2 separate regions of the Homo sapiens genome follow, and region 2 is linked to region 1. The links are chromatin loops, found by intact Hi-C in ENCODE. Cell type or tissue: PC-9. All regions are shown on one strand. Each heading gives the region's core, and the rest is flanking DNA. Links, peaks and the distances in the headings are about the cores only.

Region 1 (4,819 bases), core at 1,003-3,502:
TATATTGATTTATCCTTTTCACATTTACTTTTTATTGAATTTCAGTTTTAGTAACTATTTTGCTATTTAAAATTATTTGGACTCACTTTTTTTTTAACCAGTTACCAAGGATAAGTAATATTGTGTGCACCATGACAAAATTATACCCATTCAGAGCCCAAAGACGATTGGTGATGATTGTTTTCTAGGAGATATTACTGGTAGCTTACCTAATGAAGGAGTCTAATTTATAATATTTATGTTGGTAGCTCCTTTATATTCATTATTTCTATATTTTTCAAAGTAATTACCCAAGTAATACAATTATTCTTATTTTAGAAATGAGGCAACTTATTGCTATTGCTAAATCTGACTTCAGAGCTTGTTGTTTTCAGTCTCCCAAGATACTCTCTGTCATGGAGTCTGTCATGCAGTAATAAAGAACTGCAAATGGAACAAATAGATCATGTATCTGAAGCCACAAAAAAGATAAGAAATATGTGGGCACAGCACATGCCTAAAAAATAATGACCAGCATTACCTATCGGGTAGTAATGATCCAGAAGCTTGAATAAAGTATAAACTTAAATGGAATTATAAATTCCAAATCCCAACAATGGTTCCTCCCAAGCCAATAGGCCAACAGAACAATTCAAGAACAAAAACCTTACTTAAATCAGAATTACATAGTAATGGTTCAATATAGCTAATTAACAAATGCATTACCTCCTATGGATTTATACATGGAAAACATCATGTTGTATATGGTAAATGCATGACATTGTATCTGTCCATTTAAAAAATAAAAATAAAAGAAATACTTTATGGTAGAAAACGACTACTTAGGAAATACTTGTATATTTATTGTTTTTTCTTTTGTTTGGAGGCTTTCATAAGCTCATTCATCAGTCGTTCAATTGATATATATTTTTTGTGTCCTTACTATGTGTAAGTTATTGATTATTCTAGGTGCTAGGCAAAGTGTTAGTTTACATATAAAATGTATTTATTTTATTCAAAATAGGAATGGGTTTCTTTAAAAGATGTTATACTCTAAATGTAAAATCACCTTTATCAAAAACAGTAGAAGAGGACCAGAGCCCATATCTTAACTGCAGTCATATAAAAAGAAAGCTACCAGACAAAAAACTTTGGATTGCATCATTAGGTAATGTCTGAGTGTGCAGGGGCAAATATAAAATAAACAGTAGTAATCACATATTCAAGCAAGCATCATTGAAAGGTAGAAAAGACAGACCTGGAAAAGTGCATAAGGGTAAGATCAATATAGTAGTATATATTAGTTTACATCAAGGGGTGGAAATGTTTATACACAGTTGTGTGTGTGTGTGTGTGTGTGTGTGTGTGTTAATTTGTATAGCGTCCTTAGAAAAGTCTGTAAACAGATTCCATGGGTGAAGTTTCCTTAATGATGTTCAGGAGGGTATTTTCTGAATTTTCAAAGAATATGATTTAAATAATTTGGCCAAATAGCAAGAAAGTTACAGCATCTGGTTTAAACTCATCTATCACGCACAGTAACATGAATAAATGGAGACATTCAGCACTATACACACAACAGAAATTGTGTTCTCCTATTGATATAATTAAATACTCATAGAAGCCTAAATGCATAATAGCTTCCAGACCCTTTGCTTAATGCCAAAAAGCAATGGCTCCGCTTCCAATGAACTTGATAGGCATATGTTCCTAGTCAGGACCATTGTGAGCCCTCTCCAGTTTCTAAACATTTATTGCTGGTACTGTAATAATAAACATCTTGCATTTATAAGATGTAATGTTGCCTAGAATTTTTCATTTTTCAAGAATGCAGAGCACACTCTCTAATGGCTCTCATATGTCCAGTGTGCCCACAAACAATTTGTCTTCTGAGTGGAGTGTTAATCTGACACCTCAAGGACAGACCTGTTTTCAGAAGGACTTAAAGAAAAGCTACACACATTCATAGGCCTCAATAACTACTGAAAATCCTAGTAAACTGTGGCTGGGATTACTCAGAGTTCTGGATCACATCACTTCATGCCACATTTTGCTTACATAAGAGTTATTAAAGATGATAGTAGAATATTTTTCGACTCATTGTCAAATATGTACATACCAAACACACATTTAATATATGTACATATACATGAAATCAAGCTAATGATGACATTTATGGTCCTGTTCTTTTGTTTTATCTGGACTCAGAGGTGTGTGTGTGATAGGAATGTATTTTTTATTTGTTTAACCCAGTTGCACATGATAACCTCACAGCAGTGACGAAGGAAGCAAATATGTGCTTTGGTCATAAACACCCTGGGGCATAGCAAAATCCCTCCTCTAAAGACAAATCCAAGATTTTCTTCTCAGGTCAAGGGCAGCACATTAAACCTGTGGCTTAAAAAAAAATCTATATCTCAAAAAAAGAAAAGAAAGTTAAGTTTCCTTAATGGTGCTATTCTGCATGGAGTGAAAGATTAGAAACACATCTCACCAATGGAATAAAAGATTACTTCCTGTAAAAAAAAAAAAAAGTTAATTGGCAGAGAAAGAAAAAAATACTCAGGAAAGCTAGAAACAAGACAAATAACATTTACACCTGGATCCATAATGTTTGCTGTTCTTATTTGACATGCATTATTAATCTTAACATTCTGGGGTGGCTTGATTGGGACTTGAATATTCACACCAATACCTTGAACTAGAACAATGTTTTATACAGGTGTGAGAAAAACATAAAATGAAAGTTGTATCCATCTGGCTCACCTACATCTTTTGCTCATTTCTTTAACTCACACTTTTTATTTAAGAAAAAGATGCTTGCCCACAAACAACTGTCAACTTTTTGCCTTGTCAGTGAATTTTCAGGCCCTCTCTGTATTTCTTACCACCATGGAAATACTTAATTCAATGCTTTGAAAAAATGACAACTTCTTAAAGGGAAAAAGCAACCACTCCTTTCTGGCTGGAATCAAGAAGGATATCAAAGGGAAGAAGAAGGTTCCTGCTGTGCCAGAAACTCTTAAGAAAAAGTGAAGGAATTTTGCAGTCCTGAAGATCAAATGCCTGAGAAAAAAGTTTAACCCAAAAGATGCTTCTGAAGGCAAGGAGGAAACTTATGAAAAAGTGAAGCACTGTTCCAAAGAATATAGGCAAATGTATAGAACTGATATTTGATTGGATAGGATGGCAAGAAAAACTGACAACTTCTATGTACCTGCTGAACCCAAATTGACATTTGTCATCAGGATCAGAAGTATTAACGGTATGAGTACAAAGGTCCAAAAGGTATTCCAGCTTCTTTGCCTTCATCAGGTCTTGAAAGGAAATTTTTAACCTCAACGAGGCTTCAATTAACATGCTGAGAATTGTAGAACCCTATTTTGCATGGGAGTACCCGAACCTGAAGTCAGTAAATGAACTAATCTATAAGCATGATTATGGCAAAATCAGTAAGAAGTGAATTGCCTTGACAGTTAACACTTTGGTCGATCTCTTGGTAAATATGACATCATCAGCATGTAGTACCTCATTCATGAGATCTGTACTGTTAGAAAATGCTTCAAAGAAACAGATAACTCCCTGTGGCCCTTCAAATCATCCTCTCCAGGATGTTCAATAAAGAAAAAGACCACTCATTTTGTAGAAGGCGGAGATGCTGACAACAGGGAAGACCAGATCAAAAGCCTTAGAAGGATGAACTAAGGTGTTTGCTGTGATTATTTTTGTAACCTGGAATAAACAGTGTCTGCTTTCAAAAAGAAAAAGCAACTATACCCATCATATATGTTGATCACAATTATAGTTTGCAGTGCTGACATCGTTGTTTTTTTTTTTAATCTACAAGTATATAGGCAACAGATATGACCTGTATTCGATGTACAAAAAGCCAAAAAATATGTTTAAAGTGAAAACAAATTTTCATGTGAGTTTAGTATTTCAGACTACTTATTGTTTTTACTAAGATTTCAGCTACTGACATTTCCACGTTGGCTGAAATGATTCACTGAACTTCCGAAGTTTATCTGTTCAAACTCTAAGAGTGCCCAAACTTCACTGCTCACACACTGTGGGCTAGACGTACCTCTGGAGCAGGTCCGCAGAGTTTGACATAAGCTCTGTGGTATTATCAGGAGGATAACACGCAGTGCATGAAGAGGAGACTCTTTAAGGTTTTATTTCCATTTATTTTAGTATTTCAAAACATTTTCCTCCTAAACTCAATTTGATTGACATGACACAATTTAAGGCAACTCCAAGCACAACTTCCTATGCTTAATAAGGAAACTATGATCAATGGAGCAAAACCAAGAAAGAGGTATTCTTTGAGCTACATTTAGTTTCAAAATTCTTTTCATTGCGGTATACAAAGTTGATTTTAAAAAGTAATGATCAGACATCTAATACTAGAAATAACTCTCTGTTATAAAACTTAGTTGTAATATATTGCACATTTACTTCACTCTTTTTCTAAATTGTTATTATTATTAGCTGGGAAAGAGAAATGCTTGATAATTAAATGCAAAATACTTTAACATCTACTGAGTGTTAAGGTAGAATTAACAAAACATTTATATGGGTTCCTGAGCTACAGCCTTTATCACATCACTGATATTTTTTATCTTTTTGATTGCCTGATGCCAGTAGAAAGACTGCAAATAAATTTGGCTTTACGTAAGCCGTAAATGTTTTGTTAATTCTACCTTAACACTCAGTAGATGTTAAAGCATTTTGCATTTAATTATCAAGCATTTTTCGCTCCCAGCAAAAAATAATAATAATAATTCAGAAAAGGAGTGAAGTAAATGTGCAATATGTTACAACTAAGTTTTATAACAGA
Region 2 (4,819 bases), core at 1,270-3,769, 120 kb after region 1:
GTTAATATCTTACTGGTTCCCTTATTAAGTGATGTGAGCTAGATAAATATTTTAGATGTATTTATTTTTTATTTGTTCCTCATGGTTTTTAAATTTCTGTAAATCAAACTTTAACAATAATGTTATCTAACATATAGTGTTTATTTGAATTTCCCCATTGTCTCAATGGTTCTTTGCTGATTCGTTTATTTATTTGATTATTTTGATCCAGGATTCAAACAATGATTCTGCATTTTAATTGGTTACCTGTCTTTTTAGTTTAATGTGAAATTACACTTTGTTCATTTCGCCTTTTTTTTGTTTTTCATGATATTGACATTTTTTCTTTTAATAATAGAGCCAAATTTTCTGATAGAATGTCCCACCATCTGAGTGTTTTTGAACGTTTATTCATGATTACACTAAGGTTAAACAACTTTGACAAGAATACTACACGTGATGTTGTGTACTTCCTATTATACTAGAATCACATAATGACCATTTGTGTCTTCTTAGAAGATGCCAAATTCAGCCTGTTGGTGAAGGTGATTTCTGTGAGAATTTCCATTGTAAAGTTTCATTTCATTGCACGTATTTATCAAGCCATTTGTGGGGTGTTGCTTTGAGGCTACATAACAATACTGTTTTTTTTTTTTTTTTACTTTTAGCCAATTATTTATCATGTGCTGATTACTTTTGTTGAGTTAATTATTACATTAATGTTTACACAACCAAATTTTTCACTCTAAAATGTTAATGTTTATGGGCAATGGAAATGGTTAGGGGAGTTTAAGAGTGGGATCAAAAGATATATGCATAGATGTTCATACACAGGTGCATAGCTTCCAGATTTCAAACAAAAATGGTGAACATTGATTAGAAAACTATTTTTAATATAAAACAAGAAAACAAATATATAATTTACTTTTTAAACTGGAATCAAATTGCTCAAGTTGGTGCGGGGTTAAGCCACAAATATTATTATAAGATTAATAAAGTATCAGTTAATAGAGTAATCAGAAATTTACGGTGAAGCAGTATATGTGACCTTGAATCTAATTTTTCTGTCTTCTAAATTTGGAATAATAATACATACTTCATAAGGCTTTAGAGAGGCAAATGATGCATAGGACTGCTTTGAGGATTAATTGAGATACTACATCTAAATTGCAGATTATATGTCCTGGCATGTAAAAATGATTTGTAAATCTTAGTTATTTTCACTACGTTATATTTTTCCTACACATCCCATTATTTATTGTTTCTTTTTTAAAAATGACTAGTATAAAACAAAGAAATAGAATAAAGTCTAGACTGCTTTCAAGTTTTTTCTCTCTACATACGCAATTTCAATTGATTGATTTTTACTTCTACTACTACTACTAAGTTTTGTGTTTTTTTGTTTGTTTGTTTGTTTTGGACACAGGGTCTCACTCTGACACCCTGTCACCCAGGCTAGCGTGCAATGGCATGATCACAGCTCACCACAGCCTCGATTTCCCAGAATCAGGTGGTCTTCCCACTTCAGCCCCCTGAGTAGCTGGGACTACAGGCACATGCCATCACACCTAGCTAACTTTTGTGTTTTTTGTAGAGACAGGGTTTTGCCATGTTTCCTCGGCTGGTCTCAAACTTCTGGGCTCAAGCAATCCTCCTGACTCAGCCTCCTAAAGTGCTGAGATTACAGGTATGAGGCACCACACTCGGCCTGCTTTCTACAGTATATTCTACTTCTTATTTTAACTTTTTGGTTATTGATTTAAAATGGACCCTATAAAATCTTTAAGAATGTGACTTTCATTGTTAAAAAACCTTCACTTAGAGAGGCTATGGCAATAGAACCATTATTCTACACATATAATACATCCTGTGATGTCATAACTGCATCAGTTATGAAGGGTAAGTTCCTACATAGAAGTCAGTAGATGAAGAAAGAAATGTATAATAGTAATCATTCCAGAAGCATGTATAGAAAAATTAAAACTACTAAAATGTTGCATTTGTTGATGAAAGGTGGTATTTCCTTCCAAAAATAGAAAAGTAATTTTTGTTGAATTCCTTAAATTTGTCTTGAAAAAGAAATTTGTGTATGAATGTGTGTGTGTGAGTGTGTGTGTATGTGTGTGTGTGTTTTGGAAGGAAGTTGTGAAACATCTTTATGCAGGACTCTTTCCAAATTTATACCAGCTTTGTAAACTTGAGTCATTCCTATCTAAAAAACTATAGCTGGGAGAAGTGTCGTTGCAGTGACTCAACCATAGTGTTTGCTTCTGTTTATATTTTCAGTTAAAATGGAAGAAATCATGGAAATAGTTTAGAAGCTTTAACAATCCCTCATTGACAAATAAAAAGGCTTGCTTTCAAAATAACCCATCCAGTATAATCTTTATACCACTTAGAGCTCAACTACAAAGATTGCTCATCAGGAAAGGATAAAGGGAATGTGGTGATCCTTCTTTGTAAATGATCTAGCTCTTGTTTTATTTGCCTATTACTTTGAACCATTTCTGTATCAAAGTCATGGCTAGTAATGAAAGAGCTTTAGGGGGATTTTTGACTGACATGTACCATTACTAATAAATTGCCTCAGAATGTAAAAATGTGACCCCTCAGGTGGTTCAACCACATTGTTTGCAAACTGTGACTAAGTATCAAATTCCAGCTTTTTTGCTAAGCACTCACCATGGAACAATACAGTTCCACTTTTTAATGCTTCATCGCTGATTGTGTAGGTCATAATTAGAGATGCAGCTGGGGATGAATGGAGAAGAATGTGCTGTGCAATTGGCTGTAACCAATCTGACCCTGCTTGATCCATGCTCCTTAAAAACCTGTGACCTCCTGTAGCCTCATGCATGATCCTTGTATGTGGTTAGCACAGCCTCCCTGCCAACCTTTCATCAATAGGCTTTTCAAACCACCACTTTGCTTTGTAGCCTTATCAAGGCATTCATTTTGAGCTGTCATAAATGGCATCTAGGAGTTCAAAGTTTGCCCAGCACAATAAGAAAAGTCACTATAGGTGTCTTAGGAAAGAAAGCAAGAAGTGTTGTAGAATTTGTAGAAATTACATATGTTAAAATAAGTGCACATTTGAATCAAGGAAGAACCACAAAAGAATGGAATAATGGAGAGAGATACAAGGTGTCTATTTTATAGAATCTACTTTATTACCAGGATTCAATTTTACAAGTTTTATTTAATCCATCAAGATACAGTTTACAGGTGGTCCATGACCTCTTCTTGAAAGAAAAAAGAAAGAAAACAAACCTGAATCTAAACTGTTGTTTAAACCCAGCTGTTTCATGTTGCCAGGAGAAAATAAAAAATGCCAAAAAATTTCTCAACATACGTAAGGAAAAGCCTAAAAATTTTTCAATAAAATGTTTACACAGATTTTGAAATGTAGATAGTTAATATATTTGAGGCCACTGCATTTTTTCAGTTATTTTTCTATAATACTAGAATATGAATATATATATATATAATTATACCCAAATGTCAATATTTTAAGAAACTGATGCAATTATATTAGTAGTCTATTATTTTTGAAATAGGTTTAATACAAAAGACTGGTTAGGCTGATATTTTGGAAACACCATAATGGAAGTAACAGGACATAGAATCAATAATTCATGGTAAGCAAAGGAAACCCAGCATTCTAGCATCCCTGAGAGATAAATCCCTGCTGACAATAAAATGTCTTATTATTCCTGTTCAAGTTTATGCTCCAATGACTGTGCTTTCTACTTTATCCCTTAATGTGGTTATTTGTTAAAACATAAATTAATAATCATAGCCATTTTGCAATATTATAAAAAATCCCAAGTGGACCGCTACCAATTTTTTTCCTAGTCCAGAAATCAAGTATTACAGGGTGGGAGAAGAATGCTATCTCTCTACCTCTCCATTGATGTTTCTAAGATACAGTTAGCTGGATTTTCTCTCCCTCTGTCTCATAAACATATACCCACACACAGATACACAAACACACAGACAATATAAACATCTGCTAATACACTGACCTACTGAAAGTTTATATTCCTCTATCTTAAACCTTCAGATTTGGAGTGGAATAAAAAGTTACAATCCCCCGACAACGACAACAAGAAAAACCTGAAGTAAGTTCTATCTAATAGTTGTCACTGTGTCAGTATAAAGCTAGTTAGTCTCTTAGGTGCAGATACCCTGGGAAAACGGTCAAATAGCTTTTAAGAGTCTAAGTGTACAGAAACACAAATACTTTGGAATGCTCTAGAGGTACAGGGTTAAATGCTCCCCCAAGCAATTTGACATTTCCGTGTTAATTCAGCTTGTAGAAACATATAATTAGAATCTCTAATACCTGCATTTTTCTTTTCTTTATGCGAAAAACATGTGGTGGTGCACGCAGCAATAAATACACTGGGAAAGGAACTCTTTGTGGGGTGGCTTGACATATTCTGCTGAAAGGCCACAACTACTACATTTCCAACAGAAAACAAAGAAAAATACACTCTATTCCTTTATTGGAAACTAGCACCTCTCCTTAAAACTAAAATAGGTGCTTTCATGTAACATAAGTAATTTTCTTCTTTACAGGTGTTGAACCAAGTAGTCTGGGGAGTGTGCAATCTGGGTTGGGAATTAAATCCAGGTTGCTTGCTTAATAGTAGAAAACATAGCCATGTAGGCATGAGGCTGACATTAAAAGAATGTCTTTTATCTTGAAAATTATAGAAGAAAATGACCCCCTGATGAAAAACTGCACTCAATTCTCAACAAATGAAAAATATATTGTGTATGTTTATAAATATAAAGGTAAATATATAAAATACATGTAAATTATTGTATAGAAAGT

The links. Peaks named below come from ENCODE experiments on the same cell type or tissue, not always from the same donor. Only the 100,000 strongest peaks of a DNase experiment are listed, where the experiment ranks them.
Region 2: a loop joins it to region 1, with 11 times the contacts of the local background. A loop is called at or near these places in 2 of 110 quality-filtered maps.

What each region holds. Positions count from the first base shown.
Region 1 is chr7:84,526,982-84,531,800 of GRCh38, reverse strand. It overlaps the pseudogene RPL7P30. Among named protein-coding and RNA genes, the nearest start is that of LINC03017, 3.1 kb to the left of the region's middle. In PC-9, for the core only: no CTCF peak of the experiment used is centred there; a DNase peak (open chromatin) is centred at 2,180; H3K27ac peaks cover 1,539 bases.
Region 2 is chr7:84,410,215-84,415,033 of GRCh38, reverse strand. It overlaps a transcript of SEMA3A not described here. Among named protein-coding and RNA genes, the nearest start is that of LINC03017, 120 kb to the left of the region's middle. RefSeq lists an enhancer at 4,244-4,413. In PC-9, for the core only: no CTCF peak of the experiment used is centred there; DNase peaks (open chromatin) are centred at 2,233 and 2,593; H3K27ac peaks cover 2,139 bases.